Linked DNA regions of Mus musculus: all the other regions are linked to region 2. The links are chromatin loops, found by intact Hi-C in ENCODE. Cell type or tissue: gastrocnemius. All regions are shown on one strand. Region 1 holds the start of Psme3ip1 (proteasome activator subunit 3 interacting protein 1). Region 2 holds the start of n-TLcag5 (a tRNA gene). Region 3 overlaps Ccdc102a (coiled-coil domain containing 102A). Region 4 overlaps Psme3ip1 (proteasome activator subunit 3 interacting protein 1). Region 5 overlaps Ccl17 (chemokine (C-C motif) ligand 17). Region 6 overlaps Nlrc5 (NLR family, CARD domain containing 5). Region 7 overlaps Nlrc5 (NLR family, CARD domain containing 5).

Evidence for each region. Peaks named below come from ENCODE experiments on the same cell type or tissue, not always from the same donor. Only the 100,000 strongest peaks of a DNase experiment are listed, where the experiment ranks them.
Region 1: it touches region 2 in a loop (4-fold over the local background); 18 of 42 quality-filtered maps call a loop at or near these places.
Region 3: it touches region 2 in a loop (2.9-fold over the local background); 20 of 42 quality-filtered maps call a loop at or near these places.
Region 4: it touches region 2 in a loop (7-fold over the local background); 18 of 42 quality-filtered maps call a loop at or near these places.
Region 5: it touches region 2 in a loop (13-fold over the local background); 36 of 42 quality-filtered maps call a loop at or near these places.
Region 6: it touches region 2 in a loop (10-fold over the local background); 18 of 42 quality-filtered maps call a loop at or near these places.
Region 7: it touches region 2 in a loop (6-fold over the local background); 21 of 42 quality-filtered maps call a loop at or near these places.

Annotation. Positions count from the first base shown.
Region 1 is chr8:94,600,336-94,604,335 of GRCm38, reverse strand. Psme3ip1 (proteasome activator subunit 3 interacting protein 1) reads left to right here and starts at 2,610. Exons shown (of 8, transcript NM_028221.4): 1 at 2,610-2,839. It overlaps Rspry1 (ring finger and SPRY domain containing 1), which reads right to left and starts at 2,395. Exons shown (of 15, transcript NM_026274.4): 1 at 1,906-2,395. It overlaps LOC115486880, which reads left to right and starts at 1,445. Exons shown (of 2, transcript XM_030243886.1): 1 at 1,445-1,523; 2 at 1,691-2,720. The coding sequence starts at 1,445. The coding sequence ends at 2,400. In gastrocnemius, a CTCF peak has its summit at 2,274; DNase peaks (open chromatin) are centred at 1,467, 2,470 and 2,928; H3K4me3 peaks cover 3,496 bases; H3K27ac peaks cover 3,571 bases.
Region 2 is chr8:94,700,855-94,704,854 of GRCm38, reverse strand. It overlaps n-TLcag5 (a tRNA gene), which reads right to left and starts at 1,224; the gene lies at 1,142-1,224. n-TLcag4 (a tRNA gene) reads left to right here and starts at 769; the gene lies at 769-851. In gastrocnemius, CTCF peaks have their summits at 646 (motif pointing left) and 1,821; DNase peaks (open chromatin) are centred at 323, 680, 1,286 and 1,826; H3K4me3 peaks cover 2,093 bases; H3K27ac peaks cover 1,698 bases.
Region 3 is chr8:94,906,637-94,910,636 of GRCm38, reverse strand. Ccdc102a (coiled-coil domain containing 102A) reads left to right here. Exons shown (of 9, transcript NM_001033533.3): 4 at 785-893; 5 at 2,247-2,363; 6 at 2,713-2,922. Among named protein-coding and RNA genes, the nearest start is that of Ccdc102a, 9.5 kb to the left of the region's middle. In gastrocnemius, CTCF peaks have their summits at 1,584 (motif pointing right) and 2,483 (motif pointing right); DNase peaks (open chromatin) are centred at 1,596, 1,876 and 2,820; H3K4me3 peaks cover 953 bases; H3K27ac peaks cover 2,387 bases.
Region 4 is chr8:94,594,872-94,598,871 of GRCm38, reverse strand. All of the region lies in intron 1 of Psme3ip1 (proteasome activator subunit 3 interacting protein 1), which reads left to right. Among named protein-coding and RNA genes, the nearest start is that of Psme3ip1, 4.9 kb to the left of the region's middle. In gastrocnemius, no CTCF peak of the experiment used is centred here; no DNase peak of the experiment used is centred here; H3K27ac peaks cover 602 bases.
Region 5 is chr8:94,811,238-94,815,237 of GRCm38, reverse strand. Ccl17 (chemokine (C-C motif) ligand 17) reads right to left here. Exons shown (of 3, transcript NM_011332.3): 2 at 3,935-4,000; 3 at 3,202-3,478. The coding sequence ends at 3,385. Among named protein-coding and RNA genes, the nearest start is that of Ccl17, 2.8 kb to the right of the region's middle. In gastrocnemius, CTCF peaks have their summits at 515 (motif pointing left) and 2,255 (motif pointing right); DNase peaks (open chromatin) are centred at 479 and 2,260.
Region 6 is chr8:94,488,332-94,492,331 of GRCm38, reverse strand. It overlaps Nlrc5 (NLR family, CARD domain containing 5), which reads right to left. Exons shown (of 49, transcript NM_001033207.3): 14 at 3,681-3,749; 15 at 2,751-2,819; 16 at 1,910-2,002; 17 at 1,424-1,507; 18 at 762-851; 19 at 1. Among named protein-coding and RNA genes, the nearest start is that of Mir7072, 15 kb to the left of the region's middle. In gastrocnemius, a CTCF peak has its summit at 189 (motif pointing left); a DNase peak (open chromatin) is centred at 148; H3K4me3 peaks cover 246 bases.
Region 7 is chr8:94,526,174-94,530,173 of GRCm38, reverse strand. Nlrc5 (NLR family, CARD domain containing 5) reads right to left here. Exons shown (of 49, transcript NM_001033207.3): 49 at 2,902-4,000. Among named protein-coding and RNA genes, the nearest start is that of Cpne2, 4.9 kb to the left of the region's middle. In gastrocnemius, a CTCF peak has its summit at 1,805; a DNase peak (open chromatin) is centred at 1,751; H3K27ac peaks cover 592 bases.

The sequences.
Region 1 (4,000 bases), 100 kb after region 2:
CTATTCAGTACAGAAAAACAACACACTATTATATACAATGCTAAGCATTTATAAGTATCAAGTTCCCCTTAATATTTACTAAAAGAAGTTATTTTGCTGACAAAGCATAAAAAGTCTACATAGACCATGATGGAATACTTTCTATAATCAATAGCTTAAAAATACTGTATCTAGAAAAAATAAAGGGCTTATACAAACAGCAAAACGCAGAACTTGCAAAGATATTAAACAGAAGCCCTGGGCACCATGCATCCTGGGAAATCAAGAAGCTCACAAAACCACCACAGAAAGTAAAACAAAAGACCAACAAACAATCAGGAAACATAAGATTAAAATACAGGAAATTCAGGTCAACTTAAAAACAAACAAACAAATAAGCCTACTTGCCTACTTTAAAAAGACAATAACAAAAACCCTAGTTCAAAACAACAACAACAAAAACCCACAAGGAAATCCCTAAAATTTTGGGACATCAGCTCTAACAATGCAACTCTAACAAGTGCCACTAACCTAAAGTTATTGAAGTGTCACATACTGACAGAGGTAACTATTTTAATACTGTAGTCTTGTAATGACAGGGGTCTACACAGCAAGTTATCGTCTCAAGAAATGCAGACTCTACATAAAATGAAAACTGAAAAGTGCCTTGTAAGCTATTACTCTGGAGGTACCACAAGGCAGAATTCATGGAAAGAAAAACAAAACAAAACTACAGGCTCATTTACAAATTACAAGTGGTGAGGGATGCTGCCTAGTCTTCACTACCTGTAGCCATTCAAAGGCCAAAGAACAGATACAAGAAAAAGTGAGCCTACAATATTTAGAACAAACTACTTAAAAGAAAAACTACTCAAAGGAAATGCTAATTCCTCCCAGCACTATTAGAAGTGGAAAGTAAATTAAAACTCTCTAAACAAAAGCTGGAAACCTCTTCATGTCTAGGAAGCAGGCAGGGTTTAGACTAACATTTCACTCAGTGATACATGGTTCTCAGAGCTCTATAGGTAATCAAGACCAGTATTTATGCTAGTCTCTTACATCAACAATTTTCCAGATTAGAAAACACATTGTTCCTCAACAACAATACATTACACTACCTTACTTCCACACACACAGCGTTGATTATTTTACAGAAGAAACTCTAAGATGTCAAGTCACTTCAACTAAGGAAGGACAAGCAGATGGGTTAAGTGAGGAGCCTGGGAGACTGCACGACTCTACTCAGACGGTAACAGACACTGCCAACTTTAAAAAAGTTCAAAGTACATCACTCCAGGGGACGAAACCTTACTCGGACATCTGCGCAAGACAGAATCTCAAGAGTTTCAGCCCAGTAGCTCTAACTAGGTCTCCCTCTGTAAGAACAGGGAAAGTGAGGCAGACAGCGGGCCCGGCAGGAAGTAATGCCAAATTTGGAGGCTCGCTTGGGGGTGCTGCTGGTGGGATGACTCCCCTGTCCCACTCTGGCGCGAAGGCCAGAGGCAGCAGAATCCTTACTCTGGGACACCTAGTCAGACTCCAGAGTGAGGGAAGAACCCCGACTATCCCCGTTTCCGCTTACCATCCCGATCTAGGGCTTTCCAACGGAAAGGACTGCCCTCCCCAAGGGTTTTTTACTTAATATTTAGCTCAGGCCTGGAGAGTAGGAGAATCCGCTAGGTCTGGCTCCCGCCTCCAGCCTCTCTCTAAGGCGAAGAACTCTCCCCAGCCTCGCTTCACGTCGAACTCTCCACCCCAAGGCAACACCAGACCATCCCAGGGGAAGTCGGCTTCCCACTGCAACGCAAAACTCCCCAGAAGGAATCCCTGCCCACGACGTGCGCCCCTCGGCCCCTTCGGTTCCGAGGAGCCCGAACGAGGGTCTCTCCGCGTCCGGAGCCTCCCCAGGAGGTACCTGCTTCTCACCTTAGCCAGTCTCCTCGGGAGGGTGACCCCAGGACCTCCTTCAGTCAAGATCCCCTAAAGGGGAACACCCTCTTCCAGGAACCGCTTTCAGGCGCCTCCAGCGCGGGCCTCGGAGGAGAGTGTGCCGGCTGCTTCCCAGGCTCTGACCAACGCCACCCTCTCCAAGACCCCTGCCCGGAGACGGCCACGGCCCCAGTCCAGTCTCTCCGACCCAGGCTTCAGCGGCTGTCCCCTTCCTTCACAGGCGTCGCTAGCCCTCAAGCTCCCTCCCCGGCCACGTCCCCAAGGGGCTTCCCAGAGCAGCGCGGTCGGGCTGTGGCACTGACTTGCACTAGCTCCTGGGCCCACCGGAGGGAGGGGACAGCGACAGCGGCGCGACTCCTTTGTGACAGGTCCAAGAGAGCGGTAAAGATGGACGCGGGGACACGGCACTGCCATTACGCGCAGGGGCCCACCCCCGCTTCACACCGCCCGGGCCCTCCCTCAGTCCCCTAGGAAACGCCCCTTCCTCAGTGGCAAGCCCTCTCTCTCAGACAGCCAATCATCAGTCAAGATTTGTGTCACGTGATCTCGCGGGTCGGCCCGCCAGCCTGGAATGAACCAGCTAATCCCCTTGCCGAAGGGCGAACGACCCAATCAGATCGCTCCATACGGTCTTGGAGCACCGGATTTCCACGAGGCGCTCGGGGAGGGAGAGAGCTGTTGATTGGACTATGCCGCCGGAAGCGGGGTGGAAATGTGTTGTGGCTGTAAGGAACAGGAAGCCCCGAAGGGTCAAAAGGAATACAATAGCGAAGTGTGTTTTCTTCCTTTAAGCCGTCGTTCTTTTCTTGGTTTCTTTTCTAGTTTTTTAAGAGCGAGAGTGGCCTTGGCGGCGACGGTTTACGGTAGGCGCCGCGGAGGTGAGGGCGGCTCGCCTCCCGCGCTCTCGTAGGTGAGTGCGGCCTGGGTCCGCGCCGGGAGGCGAAACCAGGCTTCTCGGCCGTGGAGAGGGTGAACTCCAAGCCAGAGTTAGGATTAGAGCCCAGGTTTGTCTCCAGCCCGCGGTCCTTTCTAGTGCGGTGTCCTGAGTCGCCCGGCTTGGGAGTTTGCGGTGCCCACTCCGGAGCGGAGCCGCGGGAGTCTGCGGGACGGCGTGGCGGTCGTGGTGGGAGGTTCCGACTCTTTCTTACGCGCCCGAGCTGCCGGGCCCCTTGTCTTCTTTCAGCACTTTGCGGTTAGCTGGAGCCATCAGGCCTAAAGTGAGCTGCTGCCTCGGTTCCATTCGGAGCAGCTCCTCGCTCCTTAGAAAACGTGGAATGCCGACTTGAGCATCGTTGAATCCCGAAGTGTGTAGTTGCAGGATGGGTACATAATAAATTTCCCCGTTGCAGCGCCTCGCTCATTCTCTTCTAGTAGGAAACAAGGCTGTGTGCTTATTTTATTAGAACACAACCGGTCGTTGAAATGTCTTCTTTGAGAGTTGGTGCCCTTGGAATGCCAGTCCACGCAGAGGGAAAGGGAGAACTATTGGTCATGGAAATGGCTTCTTGGGGGAACACAAGGTCTGTGGCCCTTGGTTTTAAAATGCAAACCCTGTGCTGCACCCTTGGGTCAGTCTGATTGTTTAAGTCTAGAGTGGACCCCACAAAGTCTAATATGAACCTCTGTAGGATTTGCAGCGACTTGTCAACCTGTGTAGCAAGTTTCGTTGGTTAAGTGAATTGATTTATTGAAGTGTCCCCAGAGACATCATAAAAATGGTTTGGAGGAGCTCCGTGTAGTGGCTTGTACCTGTAATCCTAGGACCACGAGGCTGTGTGTGGGTGTGGGGGACTGTCAGTTGGAGACAGGCCTGGCTTCCTTAGCAAGACTGCCAGAAAACAAAGCAGAGTATAAACTACCAAGCAAAATGGTTTGGCGGGTACTGCTTCTGAGATATTTGAAAGGAATCTGTAGAACTTTCTATGACAGAAGGAGCTGAGTTGAAATAAAGGCAGCTCCTGTGTTTCAGTTGGAGCCTAAGATGAGCTATGAATAATATGTAAGGGTCTGAAAGTCGGATGGCCCAATTATCTCTGAAGTTGAAGTCTTAAAAAAGGAAGAATTATGTGGG
Region 2 (4,000 bases):
TTACCATCGTTATTATTGTGGGCACGGTATGCCATCCTTATTTATACCTTTGGAAATAACATGAGGAACAGCTTCTTTTGGGCTGAGGTTTTCTGTTTCCGTGAGCAAGTCTGAGGTTTGAGAAGGGGGCGAGAAGGAACAGAAAAAGGCAAGGGGCGGAGAGGAGCGATGAGTCACGAAATAACTGAAAGCGAGACGGCGCGGGGATAGGGGGCATCTGACCTGCATACTATTGTGTGTCAGGCACTGTGTGGGCACTGAAGACACGGCCAAAACCCGGATCAGACCGTGTCGCTGCGGGATTCATCTAAGCTAGAGTCTGAAACAAACCAGTAACCCTGCAAATGGGTCGCTGAGGTTTTGATCACCTTTAGGCAAGGGGACCAGGATTTTATGACGTCAACCGGGTCAGGGTAGCAAAGGCTAAGCACCGTTAGCTGCCGCGAATATACGGACCTGATTGCCACGTACCATAAAGACACGAAGGTGGGGATGCAAAAAAAAAAAAAAAAAAAAAAAGCAAGGATGCTGGCAGATCCGCAGGAAACAAGGATGAAGGGCACAGTTTCTGCATTCATTTAAAAGAAACTGCAGGTCTGGCGCCTTCTGAGTTTTCTAGCGAGTGGCGAGTGCCACCTGCCGGTCATTCGTAGTATTACATAGGGTGCTTGCTCCGCCCAGTGCAAAAAATCCCAGAAGCTACTTCATTACGCATGCGCACATTGAGAGGCTTACAAAGAGGACTGACTAGGCGCTCTGTTTCCAGTTGTCAGGATGGCCGAGCGGTCTAAGGCGCTGCGTTCAGGTCGCAGTCTCCCCTGGAGGCGTGGGTTCGAATCCCACTTCTGACAAGTTGCTCTTTTCTTCATAATTCAATTTATACATAAAGTGAATTAGGTAATAATTATCGACTCTTCATAATATACTCCTCTTCGTCGTTTTAAATGCTATTGTATACTTTTTAAAACTATCTTCTTACTACCTATTTCTTTGATTTGAAACTGTAAAAAGAATTCCAGGAGCGGGGGAGGGAGAGAATGATTATTCCCACTCTGGTGTCTCAAGCGCAGGTCTAGTTTTCAAATTTGCTTTTAATTTTTAGAGAGAATTACTGGAGGGGGAAAAAAAAAAACAGGAATTCTGTCAGAAGTGGGATTCGAACCCACGCCTCCAGGGGAGACTGCGACCTGAACGCAGCGCCTTAGACCGCTCGGCCATCCTGACATGAGAGTTGGTCCTTTTCATGTTCATTTTAGTTATTGGCACTCTGTAACACCACCGCTGCCACGCCACCACCACTACCCTACCCCACCATCACCCCGGTCGCACAGACACATGCTTGCTTGGCATCTACAGCCAGCGTTTCTCCTGCTTTGTGCAATGCAATGTCTACAGTCCAGTCTACCCAGGGTTTAAAAATCACCGGTTAGTAGCAGGGCGTGGCGAGCTTCATCTGTAATTCTAGCACGCAGTAATCTAAAGCAGAAAAATCGCCTCGAGTTCCAGACCAGCCTTTGCTATGGAGTTAGGCTCGATCTCAAATAAAATAAAATATTTTTTAAAAATAAATTAAAAACCCTAAATAAACAACAAGAAACACATACAGTGTTAACAAGACTCCCCCTCTTTCAAACGGACCTGTAGCTGTTTTCACTGGAAATGTCGCCAAAAACCTGTTTCTCTCACATTCTATAGAGAAGAACTATAGATGTAAATACAAGGACGAGCTACAGTTAACTGAATTCTAGACGACCCCCGGCTCCGCGCCACAGGATGCCCGAGGCGTCTTAGTAAGACAGACTGGCTGGAGATGGCCTGCCGGCAGGGGATGCTGTGAGCACAGCCATCGGCTTCAGAGAAAATGGAGATCTTAGGGAGAGAACTGTCGTCTGCCTTCAAAGCCCTGAAGGTGCCATCAGTCCTTGAGCCCTGGCTGGAGGATGTTGGTTTGTAAGGGCGTTGGAGGGTTAACGTAATGGGGCATCTGAGTAGATAGCCCGGTCACCAGAGACATTCACGACCAAGCTGGCCAGTCGCCCAGTAGAGAGGTGTTTTATTGCTGCTGTCAAAGTACCAAGCTTGTTTGTGTGGCTGGTTGGTTGATGGCTTTTGACCAGAATCTTGCTATGTCGTTCAGATTATCCTGGAACTTGCTATCCTCCTGTCTCAGCCTTCTGAATGCTACAACTATATACAGACATGTAAGTCACAGAGCCTAGTTTAATCCTAATTTTTTCAAGCCCCGCCCCCACCCACCCCCCCACTTCCTGCTATTTTCCACCATCAGTAAACAAGAGTTTCTACTTCATATTCTTTTGCCTCCCAGTTGAATTTGTGGTGAGACATATTCTGTTGTTGGTGTTTGTAGAGCTTTGTTGTTTTTTGAATCTATTGTTGTGTTGGAGTTGTGTGTGTGTGTGACTTTTTTTTTTTAATTTGTTTTTCTTTTTGGAACAGGGTCTCACATAGCCCAGGATGGCCTCAGAATCGTTAAGTAGTCGATGATGTCTTTGAACTCCATTCACTTAGGGTTACCCAGCCAGGACCGAACTCATGCTAAGCAAGTACTCTACCAACCTAGCTAGCTAGCTACAGCCTTCTCCTACAGATACATTATTGTCTCCTCTTCTCTTCTCTTCTCTTCTCTTCTCTTCTCTTCTCTTCTCTTCTCTTCTCTTCTCTTCTCCTCTCCTCTTCCTCTTCCTCTTCCTCTTCCTCTTCCTCTTCCTCTCCTCTCCTCCCCTCCCCTCTCCCCTCCTCTCTTTCCTTCCTTCCTTCCTTCCTTCCTTCCTTCCTTCCTTCCTTCCTTCGTTTTCTTCCTTCCTTTGTTTCTACCTTTCTTTCTTTCTTTCTTCCTTTCTTTTATTTTGTTTGTAAATGCATATTTAAGTCCTGGCTACATGAAAAAACTTTGTCTCCCAACAAAAATCCCAGCACTTGGGAAGCAGAGGCAGAGTTCAAGAGTTCAAGGCCAGCCTGGTCTACTGAGCTAGATCTTGGACAGCCAAGACCACACAGAGAAACGGGGGGGGGGGGGGGGGACGACGGGGGGGGGGGGGACGACGACACGGGACACACAGAAACACCAAAACAAGCAAAAAGTAACTTCTCAAAGTAAACTGTTTCTCAATTTAAAACCCATAATCGCAGCCATTAAGAGGTAAAGAACGGAGAATTAGGAGTTCAAGATTTTCCACCACTACAGAGTGAGTTTAAGATTAGCCTGGGCTACATGAGACATTATCTTTAAAAACGAACGAAAGGAAGGAAGGAAGGAAGGAAGGAAGGAAGGAAGGAAGGAAGGAAGGAAAAAGAGAAGAGAAGAAAAGAGGAAAAGAAAAAAGAAAAGAAGAGAAAAGAAAAGAAGAGAAGAGAAAAGAAAAGAACACCCCAGCATGAGGCTGGCTGGAAGTCAGTGTTAGCCTGTGGTAGGGTGACGAAGGACTAGTTAGTTACCCAAGGAGTTGGTTGTCATGCAGCAAGTCAAAGAGAGTGAAGCTCCTCTCCAAGTTTCCAAATTTCACCATGGAGGGGGGGGGGGGGGGAAGGTGGCTCAGTGGGAAACAATTTGATGTGCGAGTGTGAGGTGCTGTTTTAATACCAAGAACCTGGGCAAGCCTGTCTTGCTGCCTTAGGCACTACATCCAAGTGGCTCATAATTTTAAAAAATTCAGTATGTACACTAACCTCATTTTTGTTAAAGTAGATGAAAGGTTTTAAAAAAAATAAATGCATACAAGTGTCTTTATTTCTACACAGCTACACCAGTGAAAATTAAAAAACAAACAACAAAAAAAAAAAAAGAAAGAAAAAGATCTGAGAAAATTCATTCAAGTCTTAACAGCCATTTATTAAAGGGCACACCTGGGTCTGCAGAGGGGGCTGTGACTGGCAACAAACCATGAACGAATGAATTAATAATTAATAGTTAAATTGGAAAGAGTCAACCCCACACCACTAGCACAAGTGTGAGACTGTCAGTATATGTGCTAGCAGGAAA
Region 3 (4,000 bases), 210 kb before region 2:
CTGGATGAGAGGTGCAAAGGCAGGGGTCATGAACAATAGAAATGTAAGACTCAGTGGTGTGGATGGGCAAGGAGAAGGTTATGGGGTGGGGTCCTGGTTCTGTCAAGCTCAGAGGCTGGCAGAGGAAGTGGGCAGTGAAGAGGAAGGGGAGCCATTTGCAGTGCAAAGGAGCTAAGAGAGACTGTTTCACAGGAGAGTGGGTGGCTAGACTGAGACTTAGTTGACGGATGGATTTAGAACATGGAGGTCATCATGGGCTTTGGGGAGGGCGATTAGAGGGTCTGACCTGATGATGTTCGTGAATATTCTACAGCTCTGGTGTCTAGGAAATGAGTGTATAGATGATATACTTGGTTCACATGTGTGATTTTACTTTTTAAAAAAATCATATAAGGACTACGCAAGAGGGGATTTGCTCAATGGTAGAGTGCTTGCCTATCATGGATCAAGTCCTGGTTCCATGGGACAGGGGAGGAAAGGGAAGAAGGAAGAAAGCATACCTCTGACGACAGTTGGACTAATACTTCTGTGGGTATCACATCTTTGGCTAAGGAAAGCCGAAGGGACCAGGTAGCCAGCAGAAGCTAGGCAGAGGATGACATAGGTTCTTCCTGACCACATCCCCTGCCCACGCCTCATCTCAGACTTCTAGCCACAGAACATGGGAGAACACAGTCTATTGTTTAAACAACAGCAAAGTCAAGCTAACATATTCCCTGAAATATGAAGTCAAAACAAAAGAAGTCTAATAACGTCTTTGTGCTTGCCTATCCCCACTCCCCAGGGATAAGCTGGCTCTGAGCAAAAACATCGAGAAGCTGGAGGGGGAGCTTAGCCAATGGAAGATCAAATACGAGGAGTTGAGCAAGACCAAGCAGGAGATGCTCAAACAAGTAAGGCTGGGTGTGGGGCTGGGACATTCTGGTGGGGGTGGCTGCACGCTGGGGGCTTCCAACCTAGGGGTCAAGTTAGGATAGAATTCACACACTCAGCCATAGTAGTTCCGAGTACCAGGACAGGTGGTTAATGGTAGCACAGCCCAGGGCTGTGAAGGCATCAAAAGAGCATGAGATGGGATGGAGGCCAAGGAGGGCCTCTATAAGATGACATATGAGCCGGGTCTGGTGGGACACACCTGGAATCCCAGCCCTTAGGAGGCAGAGACTGGAGGATTGCCTTGAGTTCAAGGCCAGTTTGGACACCCTGACTCAGCATCCCTCCTCCACTCCCTACATGACCTTGTTTGAATCAAGACCTAAAGGAGCCAAATGGAGCCATTTTTGAGCATATAGGGCATTTGGTGGCTCACAGCAGCAGTCCTGAAGTAGGCAGACAACTGGTGTGTGCTGGACACAGAGGAGGTAGTATGGCTGGAGAATCCTGTCAGAGGGAGGATCAAGAGGCTACATTTCAGAGGGTTTGTGATCAGAACGGAAGTGTCAGATGTGACATTTAGTGTGTGTCCAGTGAAACTGAAGCCTCTTGGCAGTCAAAAGAAAATGCAACCTCACGGTCCCATCTCAGCCATGAGGTGCTCAAAGCAGGCTACTTCGTCTCCCTCTTGTACAGATTGAGTATGTCCACCAGGGGGCGCAGCCATCCTGGGAAAGCCTTGCTGGATCCTCTGGGTTCATGGAGGTCAAAGACCAGAGACTTGCATTGGAAATTTGCCCACACCTGGGAATCTCTTCAAGTTCATAAAGAGTCCCAGAACCCCTGCCTACCTACTTGAATCTCCCTTCTTTTGGGGATCTGGGAACCTGGCCCCACATTATTCAGACTGCCAACTGTAGTTGCCAGAAGGACACTAACAGAGAGCCAATGTGCATCTGCGCAGAAAATGCTCTTGTGCCTGGCTTCCATCCACAGTATTGTCTTAGATGCCCACTGTGTACTTGCGTGGACCAGCAGCTTGGGAGAAGTGCCCACAGCGGTTCTGATGTCTGTGCATACACACTGGTGTTGAGAGCCATGGGGAAGGCAGACAGACAAGCTCTCTGCCCTCTGGGTGTGCAGTCTTGTGGGCAGTGGGAAGAGGCCAGGTGAATGGGAGTAGCACACGGGAGCAAGATGTTGCAGGGCTTTGTGAGAGCATAGGAGTTGGGTGCTATCTCGAGGCACCAAGAACTCTCAGAGGAGCCTACTCTGAAAAGTCCTTCATTGCCTTGGCTGGTGCTCACCTCTAGTACGGCCTCTGGGATCTATCCCGGTGGTTCTCATGACCAGGCTGGCTGATGTCCTTGCAGCTCAGCATCCTAAAGGAGACGCACCAGGATGAGTTGGGCCGCATGTCGGAAGACCTGGAGGATGAGCTGGGCGCACGCTCTAGCATGGATCGCAAGATGGCTGAGCTGAGGGGTGAGGTCAGTGGTGGGCAGGATGGAGGGGCAGTGCTCAGGGGTTTGATCAAGCAGTCCGTAGGAAAAGGATAAAAGTCCCAGCTGTGCTGTGAGGGGGCCCGTCCACACCCCAGGGGCCTAGCCTGCAGGAGGCACCCCCTTTCCCACACAAAACCCAGAAGCGCCCCCACATCCTGCACACCGTGAAAAAAATAAAAGCCCGGCATAATTATAGCTGCTGCAGCTGGATCTGCTTCCTGGTGCCATTTTTGGCTTCAGGAGGGGGGGGTGCATCTAGCTTGTCTCTCCACTCCTGTTCCCCCCACCCCACCCCAACCCCCCTGGAGTCTCACTACCTCCCTTGCTGCTGCAGATGGAAAGGCTCCAGGCAGAGAATGCGGCCGAGTGGGGCCGCAGAGAGCGGCTGGAGACAGAGAAGCTGGGCCTGGAACGGGAGAACAAGAAGCTGCGCGCACAGGTTGGAGACCTGGAGGAGGCTCTGGCCCGCAGACGGCGGCAGAATGCCAGTGCCCTGGACTGTGACCTGAGGGCCAGCCAGGCTGCTCTTTTCGAGAAGAACAAGGTGGGCTAGTCAGCACACTACTGTATGGCCTGCATGTGAATGACCACACAGTATAGGCTGAGCCTCTGATCCCCCCCAAACCAAACATCCAAAATGCTTTCAACCCCCCCCCCCCGACTTTGAGCATCCACTCAATGCCTTAAAAGAGCAGAAAATTTCACACCTACATGTGGTCGGTACCAATCAAAATGTGAGGGCAGAAAAGATGCTGAAGAAAATTGCCCTCAAGCCCTGGTGACATATGCATTCAACTAGTGGATTCTATGTTTAGACCCAGGGCCTGTCCCCAAGAGACCTCATGATGTATGTGTGAATACCCCCCAAAAGTCCAAAAAAACTGTGGAATCTAGGCTGAAGATAAAGTTTGGTAGGGTACCTGCCAATCATGCACAGAGCCCCGGGTCCCATCCCCAGCATCCTATAACATAGTGTGATGTCTCACACCTATAGTCCCAGTGCTCGGGAGGTAGAGGCAGGAGGATCACAAGTTCAAAGTCATCCTTGGCTACAGAGAGAATTCAATGTCAGCCTAGGCTACATGAGACTCTTTTTATTATTATTATTATTATTATTATTATTATTATTATTATTATTATTATTAATCAAAATACTTGAGCCTAGGCACTTCAGATAAAAGATACTCAACCTGCAACTGCATTGACTAAACTCCTATAAGATAAAGCAGTTGATAATTATAGTAGCTCTGTATGCTGAACACCTACTGTGCGATCCTGGCAGCAATGAGCAGACAGGTGTGTCTACCTGTTTCACGAATGATGGTTTAAAGGAACAAAAGTGCTGTCTCCATCACATGGTCAGGCCTGATCCTGAAAAGGTTTCCCTTGGGGGTGGGGGTAGGGGTCAGTGGGGGACAGCAACTTTGAGCTGAGGTCTGCTGGAGAAGCAGAAGTTAACTGGTGGTAAACTGACCTTCCAGAGGGTAGAGCGAGAACAGGGGAGTCCCAGAAGAAATGAGGACTCTGTCTGGGTAGGGGTGACAAGGGGGCCCAGGCAGACGAAACAGGATCCATGGCTGCAGTGTGAGAGCAGCCAGCAGGGGTGAAGCGGGAAGCTGCCA
Region 4 (4,000 bases), 110 kb after region 2:
CTTTTTTTTTCCTTTTAAGACGTATTTTAGATTTGCGCGTGCGTGAGTGCGTGCGTGCATGCGTGCGCTCGCTCTGGTATATGAGGGAATCATAAGAGGGCACCAGATTCCCTGGTGCTAGAGATACAGGCAATTCTGTACCTGTATTATGCCTGCAACTGAATCTATCCTCTGGAGATGCAGCAAGCTCTCTTGACTGCTGGGCCATCCCTCCAGACCTTGACTTCCACCGTGTTTGAAACAGTCTTTAGCTGTTTACTAGCACATATGTCTGGCTAGCCGGCCCACGAGTTTCTGGGGGTTTTCTGGTCTTCCTATCCCATCTCCAGGAACACTAGTATTCTAGGCGTGACCTGACATGTCCTGCACTTGGGGTCTGAAGCTTCAAACTGAGCTTTTCCTGCTTGTTTGGCAAGCATTTTACCCATTGGCCTATCTTTCAGCTATTGGCTTTTTTTTTTTTTTCCTGAGACAGGGTTTCTCTGTGTAGCCCTGGCTGTCCTGGAACTCACTGTGTAGACCAGGCTGGCCTCGAACTAAGAAATCCATCTGCCTCTGCCTCCCAAGTGCTGAGATTAAAGGCATGTGCCACCACTGCCCGGCTAAATAGAATTTTTTTTTTTTTTTTTTTTGTGCCACCACCACCCGGCATAGTATCTCTTTATTTTTTTTATTTTTTTAAAGATTTATTTATTGATTATATGTAAGTACACTGTAGCTGTCTTCAGACACTCCAGAAGAGGGAGTCAGATTTCTTTACGGATGGTTGTGAGCCACCATGTGGTTGCTGGGATTTGAACTCCGGATCTTCGGAAGAGCAGTCGGGTGCTCTTACCCACTGAGCCATCTCACCAGCCCTTCTTTCAGCTATTATTATGTATTATTACTGCTGCAGCTACATGTCCAGCTTATGTAGAATTTCTAATATTTCCACCATGCAGTGTCACAGCAGCTATAAGAATGAGGCTTCCCTTTCTAGTCCTCTTATAAGAGCTTAGTGCTTAAGCTGGGCTTGCTGACATGCACCTTTAAGCCCAACACTCTGGAGGAGAAGCAGGTGGATCTCTGAGTTTGAGGCCAACTTGGTCTACAGAGTGAGTTCTAGGACAGCCAGGGCTACACAGAAAACCAAGAAAAAGTGGGGCAGAGCTTAAAGCTCAGCTTCAATTCCTGTAGCAATAACTGTGTCCTACTTTTCCTTAAATTGCTTGTGTGCCACATCATTACATTGCTGCATTGACTGTAGTCCTATTTAGTGCCTAACTAGCACTGTGTCATAAGAAGATTTGCCTTCAAAAAAACAAAACAAAACAAATCAAACCCCAAGCCCCCTTCCCCCCACCCCCCAAAAAACGAACTGTTTTGGGTGGGGAGTGATGAGCCTCTATTCAGAGATAGGGAGAATCTCTGAGTTTGAAGCCAGCCTGGTCTATATTTCAAGTTCCAGTCCAGCCAAAGTTACATAGTGAGACTGTCTCAAAAACCCAAAACAAAACATAAAACAGCTTTTAAAAGCTGCCTTGGTTAACCTTTGGCTTCTAGCATCACATAGGACAATTCCTTATTCAGTTTGATTGTGCTGCTGAGCCGTGTTAGGATGGGTGTTAGAAGATGGGGTAGGGTTTGGTGTGTGAGTTGGGTCTAAAGGCAACCATATGGCACAATAGTTTACAATTCAAGCTATCTTTGAGCGTTTCTCAAGAGAGGCACCATGTTGAATACTAATGCTGAAATTGTTAATTTTTCTTGCGTTTTCTTTCCAGTTTTGAGGTGCTGACAACTAAAACATCCTGCTGCTTTTCTTTCTTCCCCGAGTTCCAGGTGAAGTAGTTGTTTTGCGCTCTCCTGTCATAGCACATAGCAAAATACAACTAAATTACGGTGAGGGACTGTGTCTGTCCTAAGAGGTAAAGGGTAGAGAGCTGAGCGCCAGCTAAGGGAGCGGATGTGTAAGTTAGTGTCCCTTTTCCTTTAGTGTAGGAAGATGAATTGGATGGGTGTAAGGAGAGATTGCCTCCGTGTGCTGTGGAAAGATTTTGTGTGAGTATGAGAGTGTGTGTATGTTTGTGTAAACATAATAAATACTTAACATATAATTGCATATTTCTTCGATGCTTCAAATTTACTACAAACTGCTCTTTATAACACAAACCTTAACTAAAGATTAAGATGCTTATGTTATAATCTCATTGATTCATTAGATCTCTTTACTTCTGTAGTATAGAAGTTTCAGTGTTAGAAGATTAATGTTACTTTTCTTGCTGATTGCTTTATCCATAATAAGTATTAACAGAGTTCTTTATTAAGTCATTCTTGAAACAAGTTTTATGACAGGGAAAGTTGACTTGATCTAAATTACTAGTGCTTGGTAGCAGTGTCTTCTGGCTAGAAAGTAGTCTTTTGGGAGGTTAATTGGACTATCTAGCAAATCTAGGTGTGGGTGTGAGTGGTTAATGTGTGCTGACATTCACGCACCTTTATACTTGTCTCTCCATGAACGTGAAGGGCATAAGAGGGTGTTGGGTATATCATCTGTTATTCTCTTGTCTATTCCTTTGAGGCAGAGTCAGTCTGTCTCTGTCTGTCTGTCTGTCTATCTCTGTCTCCGTCTCTCTTTTTCTCTCAACCTGGAACTTAGGTTTTTGCAGATTGGTTACAAGCCAGCAAGTCACAGCTAGCCTCTTGTTTCCACCCTGTCAGAGCTCGGTTTACAGAAGTGTGCTTGACTTGTGGCTTGTTACTTGAAAGCTGAGATCCAAACTGTGGTCCTCAAGGCTGCACAGCAAATGCTCTCAACCACTGAGTCCTCTCCGTCTCACTTGTATTTGAAGTACAGAGACTTACTCATTAGGATGAAAATAGTGGGAAGCAGTCAACTGTCAAAAGAAAATGGGCTGGCTTATTTCTGCTACCCTATAAAGCGTATAGCACAGACATGTGATTCCTTGAGTGTATCTCTACAGGTAGGGTCTGATTTTAGAAGGGTACGGTGGCCAGCCAGATGTTAACGTAGTCTGCCATCACATAATTCAACTCCATAGGAAAACAGAGCCCATTAATCTGCATCACAGCACTAGTTACAAGTTCCGTGCACTAAGCTTTCAGTTCTAGGATGATGATCACTTTGTAAGTTGGGCACTTTTAGACCTTGCACAATCTGCTATGAGACACCCTGTTTTGTCTCCCCAGCCTGGAAAGGAAATACTGACTCCAGTAGAAACACAGTACTGCAGTGTGTAACAGGTTACCCTGCCTTGAAGCATAAGATCTTTGTTTTTTGGCTGTTAAATGAGTTTGTAAGCCATGGCTCTTTTTGGAGACAGAAGTCTCACTGTATAATAAACCAGGTTGGCCTCAAACTTTTCAATCCTTGAAACTTGCTTAAGTTTAAACAGAGTGATTTTTATTTCTAAAAAATCCATATTGAAGAATGTTGAATGTTTCTTTTTAAAAAAAAAAAAGAATGTTGGGCTGAGTATGTAGTTCAGCAATAGAGCATTTACCTAGCTTGTGAGTTACTCTAGGTTTGACCATCAGCACTGGGGGGGGGGGGGGGAGTATTTGGTTTCATAGTTGAACTCATTTTTCAGATACCTTGAAACAGCTGGACAAGGAAAGAAAAGCTCATTTTAATCAGTCAGTGTGTCTGTCTGTCTCTTACCCTCCACCCCTCACAGCATCTCACAGTAGCCTTGACTGTCCTAGAATTCGTCATGCAGAGAGTGCTGACCTAGAACTTAGAGAGATCCTTCTGCCTCTGCCCTCTGAGTGCATGCTGGTACTGAAGGTGTGCGCCACCACGCCTGGTGTATTTAATCTTCCTAGAGTTGAACATAGGAAGGACAAAATAGGCCTTCCATGTAAATCCTCTCAGTCCTGTGTCGGTCCTGATGCTTAGATCCCCCTAATCCTGGGCTTCTTGTCTGCTTGTATTTTATCTTTATTTATTGTAGCGAACAAAGGGGGGAAGTATAGACTTATGAAAATTTGGCTAAGCAAT
Region 5 (4,000 bases), 110 kb before region 2:
ATTATAAATATTTTATTTAGGCACTAAATGATCTCAGATGGGGTAGAAACACCCAATTAATGCTTACTGCAACACAGACAGGCCCATGAATTAAAAGCATAAACCAGCATGCCTAGCTTATAACGATTTTTAAAAACTCACAAAAGTTGGATCACAGAGATACAAACACCACTTGGTATTTGTGGCCTTGTGATAAGTGGATGAGAAACAGTTACAGGCGAAGGAAATAGAAGCCAGTGGACTTCTCGCCCAGTGCTTTTAGCGTTTGCCCAAGCTCCTGGTGTTGGTGGCTCTTCTAGTCCTTGTAACCCACCCACCCCCACCCCTATCTTGCTAACTCTGGTAGTGTATTGGGTTATTTTCTGACCTCTGCTCCCCCAGGGGACCATCTGACCAGCTACAGACATCCCTGTTTAAGGTCTTCCACAGCTCCAATCAGTTAGGACCAGAGTATGTGCAGCTATCATCAATTTTGGACATCTATTACTGTGCCATCACGCCCCCTGGTGGGGTATTGAAGAACTGCCCAATTTCAATTTCCACTTTTTTTTTTAATTGGATATTTTCTTTATTTACATTTCAAATGTTATCCCCTTTTCCAGTCCCCCCCTGAAACTCCCTATTCCATCCTCCCTTCCCCTGCTTCTATAAGGGTTTTCCTCCACCCACCCACCCACCCACTCCCACTTCCCTGCCCTTAGTTCCCCTACACTGGGGGCATCTATCGAGCCTTCATAGGCCCAAGGGCCTCTCCTCCCATTGATGCTTGACAAGGCCATCCTCTGCTACATATGCAGCTGGAACCATGATTGCTTAGTCCCTGGGAGCTCTTGGGGGACTGGGTGGTTGATATTGTTGTTCTCCCTATGGGGTTGCAATCCCCTTTATCTCCTTCAGTTCTTTCTCTAACTCCTCTCTTGGGGACCCCGTGCTCAGTCCAGTGGTTAGCTGTGAGCATCTGTCTCTGTATTTGTAAGGCTCTGGCAGGGCCTCTCAGTAGACAGTCATATCAGGCTCCTTCAATTTCCACATCTTAAAGGGTGTTTCAGTGTTAGGGATCCTCTGAAAATTTATTTCCCTGTAGGTGGTGTTCCTTTAGGAATTCATCCAGCCATGTTGACAAAATATATTATCAAATGTCCACTATATAAATAATTCATTTACTGAGTTAGCTGACCCAAGTTATCAGAGACTGTAAAATAATTGGGGGAATCTAAGCCTCCCTAAGTGACAGGTGACATTTGGCCAAGATTAGGCATGTGTATGTCGGGCTTGGAGTGACTTACAGAAATAGGAAGACCATGGAAGTTCTTGTGGGCGTGGTGGTGTTTTGCATGGAGCAACGAAGGGAAACTGTATTTCAGAAGTGGACAGGGGAGGCGCTTTCAAGACAGAAGAACCAACAGATGCCTTGCATCCCTCTCCACTGTCCATCCCCTTCCCCGTCCCCATTTCTACCCCTCTCTCATTAAGCACGAGAGTCTTCAAGCCACAGTTCCTTAAGGTGCCTCCAGGAATGTGGGGGCTGTCACCACACACACCTTGCACCCTCCTCTTCCTCCTCCTCCTGGCATTTTGTTGCCAGTTGTGGCCCCACACTTTCTCTGTCCAGTGGCCTTGAAATAACCCCTTTACTCTCTCCAGGGCCCACAGGACACCTCTCATGGGTCTCTGCGGCCCTGCTTATCTGAGTTTACCCAACAGATGTCTCTGGAAGGCTTTCTCTGGTAGAGCAAAAAGTGGTGGTGCACGCCTTTAATTCCAGCACTCGGGAGGCAGAGGCAAGCGGATTTCTGAGTTCGAGGCCAGCCTGGCCTACAGAGTGAGTTCCAGGACAGCCAGGGCTATACAGAGAAACCCTGTCTCAAAAAAAAAAAAAAAAAAAAAAAAAAAATACTCCGAGGGCACCTTTCTTCTGGAACACAGGATGCAAGCCTCCAGTAGGGGCTCCCCTTTGCCTCCCCCCTCCCGCCAACCATCCTTTCTCTCTCTAGTCACTGGATTCAGAGGCTTCCCCCCCCCCCCCCCACACACACAAAGACTCTGTAGAAGGAGCCTTGGGACTCAGAATCTTAAGTAGTTGTTGGAGGGACACTCCTGGTGCTCAAGGGAGAGAAGTCTATTGCAGTAGAAGGAACCCTGGGTCCACAGAGAAGCCACTTCAGGGCCACCAGCCTCCTGATTGTTAATGTGGTGTTCTTGGTTCTACCCTATTCGGACACTTAGCATTCGTTCTTCAAGGCAAAAACTGGCCACAAGGTGGCAGCAATAGGTTAAAAAAACAAACCAACAAAAAACCCTCTCAGATAACTCGCTGTTGCAGCCCAGACAGACTGGGAAAAGGAAGACCCTTGCTTGTGCCACAACCTGTCCTAGAAAGAGAGGCATGCTGACTGAGCATGGTTGACCTGGAATACGAGACCTTAGCAGTCCAGCCCCAGCTCTGAGCTAGGCTTGGACACAGGGCTTTCTAGACCCCTGTACCATTCCTTCAGCGGCTCACGGAAGTCCCAGAGTGCTCATAGAGTCCTCTGTAGAATGGCAGAGCCAGGTCTGCAAGCACACATAGGCATAGTTTAGTGAACCACCAGCATCAGAGCCCAGTGGAAAGGTAGCCAGCCCCCAAGAGCCTGGGAAGAAACCCCAGGGCCTGTGCGGTCGGCATCAACAGTGCCCCATGTGCAGAGGGGACAGAGGAGGAATCGTGAGCCTGGAGCTGGGGGCAGAACAGATTGCAGTGGGGGGGGGGGGGGGGGACTCAGAAATGAAGGAGGAGAGACAGGGCCTCCAGGAAGGCAGACACACTCAGAAGGGTCTGGACATGTGGCAGAGTCCAGCGCAGGTTGGATGACTTCAGCTTCATGTGGGACAATAATAGGGGCTGGTCTTGGGGTGATTGGGACACTTGGGGTACAGAGAAGACAGGCCCTCCTTGGGATTCCTTTGGACACTTTCCATGGGGTACAGAGGGAGGGGGACACTTGTGAGGGACCTGCTAGGCTCCTTCACCACTTCTGCTCTGCCCTGCCCTTGACCACGTCTCTCCAGTTCCACCTCTCATTTGTATGGGGCCATGTGTCCCTCTCAGCCTCAGTTAACCTGGGCAGAGCAGGCGCAGCTGTCCTGTGAGGACTCTCCCTGTGTGATCAGCTAGAATGGAAGGCGTTCTGCACTGTGGGGACAGAACGTACTGACCCAGTCTGAGGGAGGAAGGCTTTATTCCGTTGCTTTTTTTTGTGTTCGCCTGTAGTGCATAAGAGTCCATAAAAAAGGGAACAGGGACTTCTGCTCTGTGGCTGCTCTTGGGCTCTGCTGGTCACAGGCCGTTTTATGTTGAAACCATGGACAGCAGCCCTGGCGTCTCCAAATGCCTCAGCGGGAAGGTCATGGCCTTGGGTTTTTCACCAATCTGATGGCCTTCTTCACATGTTTGTCTTTGGGGTCTGCACAGATGAGCTTGCCCTGGACAGTCAGAAACCTATGTAGGAGAAAGCAGTGAGTAAGAGCCCAGGAAGGCCTTCAGGGTTTGGCCACCAGCCACATCTGCATTGACCTGAACACTGAGCAGTAGGACTTCATGCCTAGCCTCCTCTCTCCTCAGAGCACCTTGAGCCTGAGAGAAAGAGCCTCAGGCTGTGTGTTAGTCTCTACTCAGCTCAGACCCAGAGTGAGAGGTGACAGTATTACTGCCTACTGGCTCTGTTACCTGGGATGTCCTATCCATCTTGGAAACTCAGTTTCACCATACATAAAGAGGTTGGACCCCCTCAGCTGTGTGGGGTACAAGAGTATCCCTGGGTTCCCAAAACTGCCTTTAGGGGAATCAGGCTTGTCCTCTCTTCCTTCTTTCCCAGTGGCCTTCCTGGGCACTCCAAGGCCCACCCACTTCCCACTCTGGGTTCTAGGCAGAGGAGTGGGACAGAGGGATACTCACACGATGGCATCCCTGGAACACTCCACTGAGGTCTTATACCAGCTCACCAACTTCCTGATAGGAATG
Region 6 (4,000 bases), 210 kb after region 2:
GCTAAAAGCGAAGAGGAGGAAGCTGGTTGAGAAGAGGCCAAGGGTCCCCTCCCGAGAAGGGCTTAAGGGACCAGGAGATAGCCTGCCACCCAGGGACTATAGTAACAATGGATCAATCGACAGCCACGGTTAGTCTTGGTTGCAGGGCTCTTGGCCTATTATTTCAGCGCCCTCTCGTGGTAAAGCAGGAGAGAAGGCAGGCTTCCATGCTCTATCCAAATAAGGACATAAGAACCCTAACGTTAAGGACCAGCATTGGCCACCTGCCACCACACCTCTATTCTTAGGATTCTCAGGGAAGGAGGAGAAAGGCAGAGGGTTTTTACAGGCTTTTTATATGGGGGAGATCCAGGGCTGTGGGTTGGCTGGTGCCTTCCCCTCCAGCTTCATAAACTCTGGAGATGCCAGTTAAGCCAGTCCCTGAGCCCCGAAGGCCACCAGCCAGCCCCTAGTTTGCTCAGGAGTATCTAAGGACAACCTGGAGGGTAAGGGAGAGTGGAAAGATGTTTGTCCCAAGGAGAGTTTGGAGAAATTTGATTGTTCCTGGTACCATGGAGCCACAAACTTTACTGATTCATTCATTCATTCGTTCGTTTGTCCATTCGTTCATTCATTTATTTCATTCACTAATCCTAGCACACCTTCACTGCACCTGGTATCATCTAAGATCCTGAGGATGACCCCAAATGACCTGTAAAAATGAGGCCTCAGCAGGGGCTTATGAGAGGAGGGAGAGGGTGGGGGACAGGGCAGCCACTCACCTGACATCTAAGTGGAACACCCACTGCAGGGAAGACAGACACTGGACCAAGCTAAAGACAGCATCCATGGACAAGCCATTCCTGCTGAGGCTGAGGATCACACAGTGACAGTGGTGAAGGACTCAGACACGCTCTCTGAATTTCAGAGCACAGGGCCAGTGATGGGAGTGTCTCTGGCCGCAGATGGCAGACCCCAGTGAACCCCCAGGTGACCATCACAACCCTCCCCCCCAACTTCACTGCACAGCTGTGGAGATGAGCTAGGCAGGTAGGAACTTGCTCAAGGTGACAACTGGAGCCCAGAGCGCCCTCTGAACTCTATTTTGCCGCCTGATAAGGGAATGGCGGGACTCAGGGTAAATTAAAAATGGGAGGAGACTCCTTAACAGGAGCGGGAGGAAAGCTATCTCTTCTCCAAGGAGACACAAAGGAGCTGCTTGGAGAAGGCCTGAAGCAAACGGCGGGGCCCTGAGTTCTTTGAAGTAAGTCAGTGTTTAGTCAAGCCAGGGGGAGGCCTTGTTGAACACTTGCCTGTGTGTTGCTGTGGGAAGAGGGCTCATACGCACTTTCTGGTTACATCTTTACTGTATCCAGAAGAAGACCCGAACAACCCCTCTCACTGGTGGGAACCCAGAGGCCTTGGGGGGTGGTTAGTTGCTTACTTCAAGGACTTCAGGGGACCCAGTCCTGGGAGCAGCTCGGTTAGCAGGATCACTCCTTTGCCCCCCAAAGAGTTGTCTGATAGGCTGGAAAGGAAGAAGCAAAGGTTAGTGGAGGATGTAGGTTCTGCTTTGGCAGCAGTGTGGTCACCTGGTTCCTGGGACCAGGAACCCAATCTAAGCACTACGTCACAACTCTGCACTTCACACACGGGACACTTCCATCCCCCTACCCCCACCATTCTTTCTAAGATTTGTGGTCTTCTGGGAGCCAGACATGGCTGCAAAGGGCACCAGTGTGAGATGTATATTTGGAAAGAAAGTCACTGTCCCTCCCCCCTCGCCCCCCAGGTCTCTGAAGGGTCTCTGATGTCAATGAGAAAGAAATCTGGGGATCAGACTCTTCAAAAGAAAACAGGACACCTGCATTCTATCACCAAGCAACACTCTACTGTCCCCACCGCTGCCTTTCTGGAATCAAATACTCACTCAAGATGATCCAGGTTGTGGGTCTGGCAGCTGGCTCTCAGTGCCTCACAGAGCGTCTCTGTGTGCTTGGCCAGGAAGCCACAGTGTGTCAGCCTGCAAGGGGCAAGACCCACACAGCTCTGCAGTGCCCACCAGACACTGTATCCAGAGGAAAGCTGCCCCTAGTGGGCAGAAGGGTGGGATTGTGGTACATGGCATTGAGAAAGGCAGGAGGACTAACACACAGCATGCCCCAAATAGCAGAGAGGCATAGGGCTGGGGTTGGAGAGAGAGAGAGACAGAAATAAACAAGAGAGCAACAGAGACAGACAGGTTGAAATAGAGACAGAGACAGGTAGAGATTGCATCAGGGGTAGTTAGAGATAGACATAGGCAGAGACAAAGAGACACAGAGTGACAGTGGCAGAGACAGATAGGGACAAAAAGCAAAGACAGAGGAGAGATAAGAATGAGGACCTTGGAGAAAGAAACAAACTGTGAATGAGATAGGCAAGGAGAGAGACAGACAGACCAACCGACCGACAGACAGGCAGGCAGGCAGGCAAAAAGAAGGTGATGTTGATGGGAAGATGCAGAGCTGAGGGGAGCCCAGGCTGATGCCCAGAACTGGGGATCAGAGGCTCATGGCTCCCCTTTTCTCAGTTCAGAGTCTCTCCAGCCCAGGGTGCAGGGTACAGGATAGGGCTGCCTAGACAGTAGGAGGAGACGGAGGGATGGGCTATGCAGGAAACAAGAAGTTGACAGCCATAACTCCTTGACATGGCAGGTTGTGGTGTCTTCTGGGGAGCCTTTGAGACAGGCTTAAGGCTTGGGGACAAGGAAGGGAATATTGCCATTGTACCTGATCCTTCGAGATCTCTGGGACAACTCGGAGGTCACAGGAGACACGAAGCTGATAAGTGGTGCCCTCCTGGAGGAACACATAGCAAGGCCAGACTCAACACATCTTGCCTCTGGTTCCAGGGTCCATTGCCAAACTCACTGTCAACCTTTCAGTCTCGGTGCTTAGCCAGGGTCGTGAGACTTTAGTCTGGCATGTGACTGGGGCTAGCCTCTCTCTGGGACTAGTTTGGCACATGTGAGTTGTCTCAGTCTAGTGCTAGCTAGCTGTACACTTACATTGAGTAAGTGCTCAATTCACCTTGGTTATGGTCACCATTAATATCATTGTCATTATCACCACAGGGGATGGTAGAGATGACAGATCCCCTCCCACCAACCTTCAGAGTTCAGACCCTATGCAATATGCAATAGCCTGTGATTAGACACACAAGACACAGAGCTAAGCCTCTGGCCATGTGCTGCAAGTCCCTCAAAGGAGGGAAACATATACCCCTTTGCCAAAGGAAGGTAGGAGTTCTGGCCATATCAGAACGCCATGCCAGACAGACTACTCTCAATATTTAGGCTAAAACCTTAAGCTTCCATTGAATAATTATTGTCTAGCCATCCCAGCCTGGCCTGGCATACCAGTAGTCTGCCCTCTGCTCCTTTTTCATCAGACCCATGTCTCCCGCCACACCTGCTCACTGCCTGACCCATGGTGAATTCTTGATCAGTATTTCAGACAGGATCTCATGTATCTTAGATGCCACCATGTTTGACTTGTACAGTGTGGGGAAACTGAGCCCAGGGTTCCATGCACTATCACACAAACACTCTGTCTTCTGAGATACAGAGATAGGCCTACTTTGTGAGTTCCTATCTAGGTCTTCCTGGGTCAGGGAGGGCACATCTCCACCCCAAAGAGGTGCACATACTGGGTCCTTACCCCTTGCAGCTCCCCTCCTGCTCCCTCGGCTCCTGGGCAAATGTGAGTACCACGGTGTTGTTTAGCAGGCTATGGAGAAGAGACGGGTAAGGGAAGGTTACTGGCACCACTAAGGCACCACACCTGCCCAAACTAAGCCCCTTCCTATGACTTCCTATGAGGCTGTGAAGTGTGATGCTTTCCTGCTACAGAGGCTTCAGGGTTTTCCTGTTCTGGTTTGTCTCTCAGTTTACAGCGTGCCCTCTCTGCCTTCCCTGGGTGGGGTGGGGGTGGGGGTTTCCTCAGATCCTTGCAACACTTTGGGATGTGGGTGCTGTCTC
Region 7 (4,000 bases), 170 kb after region 2:
CTGTGGGGCGCATGTAACTCAGCACATGCTTCTGGGGTTTGTTCCCCTAGTGCTGGTTGCCTGGCCAAACTGCTCAGACTAACCCAGGTGGCCTGTGCCCTTCCCTGTGTTTGTAAGCCAAAGATATCCTGAGTACCTGCCAGGCAAGTGTGTGGGAGGGGAAGGGACAGAGGGACTTAGGATTATCGTGTGTGTACCAGTACCCTAAAGCTTGGTCTGAGATCATGCAGGCTCAGTGAAGGCAGTTTTTGCTTGGGTTCAGACCACTGCTGGCTGCCGTTACAGGGAAAGCTTCCTCAAGCCCTGATAGGATCAAAAGTGTTCGGGTGGTGTGGCCATAGCCAAAGGAGGGTTTCCTTTCACTGTTGATGATGGCTGGCCACCCACTGTGACTTACTGGTGACCAATCCATGGGACCTAAGCTGCCTGGTGATCGTCCCCAAGCTGACCACTGAGTGGTTTTTTCCTGTAAACTCTGGATGTGTTCTTTTTTGTGTGGTCAAAACAGAACCTAGATGGAGTACAGGAACGTTTCATATGGGGAGGGGGGTTCTTGTCTGCAGAACACCCAGACCTGCAGGCTACTTTGATCCCCAGCCTAGGACAACCCCAGGGTCTCTTTTGGCTCCTTGGAAATGCAGAATGCCAGCCCCAGGAGGCTCAGGCTTGCTGAAGCAGAACTCCGACATACATCACATGTGGAGGTTTTTATAGCTGGGCATTTATAGGGAGCTTCTTCATCAGTTCCCCAAGGTGGTTTGGAACAGCGGCTTCTGGACAGCTGTGCTAGGGAACAGAACGGACAAAGCAGTGGAGGGGGGCTTCGGGTCTGAGAGAGAAATGGTAACTACAGTTCCATCGGGAAGATGGACATTTGTGCCATCTTCGACCCTCTCCGATGATGAGCAAGTGACAGGGACCACGAGCTTCTCCCAACCCTGAGGGAGGACTTAGGTGCTCCCAGGCCAGGCCACATCCTGACCCCCGAGAAGGACCTGACACTTCTCATTGGTACCAGCGATGGGATTTCATTTGCTTCTCTCTGTATTTTTAAAAGGAGTCTACTCCCAGAGGAAGCCATCCTTGACACTGGGCCCTACTTGCTTTAGATGAAAACCTGCCAAGGTTCCCAAGCAGGTAGGCGGCAGGAAAGGAAGTTTCTCTAGGAAAAGAACAAGGAGTTGGCACACTGACGTGAGGTGGGCCTAGCCAGCTCGGAATTTGCCAGTCAGCCTGTGGTGTGTTTTGGGGCCAAATAGTGTTTCTTGGAAGTTAGAACTTAGGCAGAGTTAGAGAAAGCCTAATGAAAAACAACAGGCTACAAAGGAAGGACTGTCTCTGTGTTCTAGGCTCCCTGTCCTCGGAGACTACTCTGTGCACATCACTCGGTGCTTGGTTCTTTTTTCAAATTTAACTATCCTGTCTTCAGTCTGGCCAAGACAGGAGTCAGAACAACTCCTGCAAGTCAACCTGGCAATTTCCTAGAAAAAGGAAACAGAATTGGACCTGGGATTTCTTGGTAAACTTCTTGGATCCTCTACCTGCTAACTTCCTGCCCGTGTTTGCCAGGTCTGCCCCTATTCTGGCCTGATAAGAGTGTCCTGGTATGACACTTGTGTTTGGCACTTGGCCGGAGGACTTTCTCCTCGTGCTTGGTGGGATGCCAGAGACAATGCAGAGGGCCAAAAAGGTCAGAACCAAGTCATCCTGGTGAGCCACAAGTATGCTTTGACATACCAAGCGCCTAGCCATAAATGGCCTTCTTTCTCCTTAGTTCTACTGGGAAATTACTGGTGGGCCAACCTGCCCTCTAGTGACACTGAGCCATAACTGCACTCTACTGGCTTGGCTTTTCACAATGTGGGAGGAGGAAGAGGAGGAGGAGGAGGAGGTGCCATTCTATCACTTGGGGGCATCTCTGCATCCTTTATGATACTCAACCCTGAGAAATAAAGGGAGATAGAATATAATCATCACTTATTTGTAGCAGGAACTTTCTTCACCTTGCTTTTCTGACCTCACTAGTTATCTTGTGTCTGTATATGTGCATATATATATATGTGTGTGTGTGTGTATGTATATATATGTGTGTGTGTATATATAAATATATGCACATATACAGACATGTATATATATGTATATGTGTGTGTATATATATGTGTATATATATATGTGTGTGTGTGTGTGTGTGTGTGTGTGTGTGTGTATTGGAGAGAGAGAGAATGTGTGCACGTACGCACATAGTGCACATAGCAGAGGTCCAAGTTACATTTTCAGCCATGTTCAAAATGTGCCACACTCTTGGTCAGGCAAAAAGCAAAGAAGGGTAGTTGGTGTTGTTTCAGGATGATAAGGGAGGGACTGTAGCAACCTGAGGGATGTGTGCCCCAGCTAAAGGTCACATCTGTGTGGCCCCATCAGAGTGGCTTTGCTCCTCCAAGTGGAAGGGCTTGACTGGCTCCCTGCACCCCCACCCCATAGTGTCTCTCATAGACCAGGCTGGCCTGGAATTTGAAATGTAGCAAAGAGAGACCTTGAACTTTGATTCTCCTCCCTCTATGGCCCATGTTCTATATGCATATGCTACCGTGCCTGGCTTTGAGCTATCTCTGGGGAAGTCAGAGTTGAGATATTTTATGTACAAGTTCCCAAATTGAAAACACTGATCAATTCATAAAAGTTTTAAGTATTATGTAAGTCAAGCAAAGCCGTTTCTACCACCTGAGCTTTGATAGCAGCCTCATGCGGCAGGTGAGGTATGGTGAGTTGCTCGTGGTCACGTGACCAGCAACTTCCACCCATTGCCCTTGCTAGTTCACTTCTGTCTGACTCTACAGTTTTCCAGTCCACAGTACACTTCAGACCTCGGAGAAGCAGGAAACTTACAAGATACCAGCTACAGGCGTTTACATCAGACACCAGTTACATCTGCGTTTATTGATCATTTGATATGGAGTGTTGTGAGTTTAGCCTTTGGAAGTTGCAAAACAAAGCAAAACACCATGGAGTTTCAAGTGGTTTCTGAATCCTGCTGAGGTAGTGGGTAGGCTAGACCTAGTGGTCTTGCCTATTATCCTGGAAGTACTTATCCCTAAACCTGTAGCTCGGCTTTGTCCCTTAAACCAGGAAAGAAGAGATGAGTGCGAACTCTCCCAAGGTCAGGTTAACTCCTAAGCCTGGGCTGGAAGTCCTTGGAAGAACACGATTAACAGAAGAGAGACTTGAGGCTCTGGCAGGAGGGGACTTCATGCTAAGTCCTTGGCATGTCCCAGACCCCGGACCATTGGGCCACTCAATTCTTAACTCCCTCTCCTAGCACAAGACAAAAAGTTTCTCCAGAAGGTGCTTATAAATACTTAAAAAAAAAAAAAGCACCGAGCATTGAGCTTAGGGCTTTACACATGCTAGGAAGCACTCTAGCATTGAGCCATATCCCCAGCCCTTTCTGACCTTTTGAGACAGGATCTTACTAAATTACCTAGATTGACCTTGAACTTGCGATCTGTCTGCCTCAGATTCCTGAACAGCTAAAAGGCTGTTCATATAACATAGCCTATACCATTAGCCTAACTTCATGTTTTTTAAAATAATAATAAATTAGGTCTTGGACTTATCTGTGGTCCCCTGTCAAGTTGTGTGTCATGTGATATGGACATCATGTCATAAGTGGATTCCTGATCATGTGTATTTCCAATTACAGTGCTAAGAGGCTATGACCAGGTGTCATGCCACAAGTTCCATGTAATTCTACATTTGACCTACTCTGAGTATGACCTTCCCATGTCAAGGGGTCATAGTGCACCATACACAGCCTTTCCTGTATATATAACCTCATAATACTCTCATAATGTCAATGCCCCATTGGTAACATATGTCATGTATGATATATGATATATGGCCCTCTTTTGGTCAAACAAAGCTCTCAGTCCCTAAGAATGCGCTCCCTAGGGATCGTGACAGGAAAAATGTGTTCTTTCCTCCTGGGGCATTCGTAGGATGC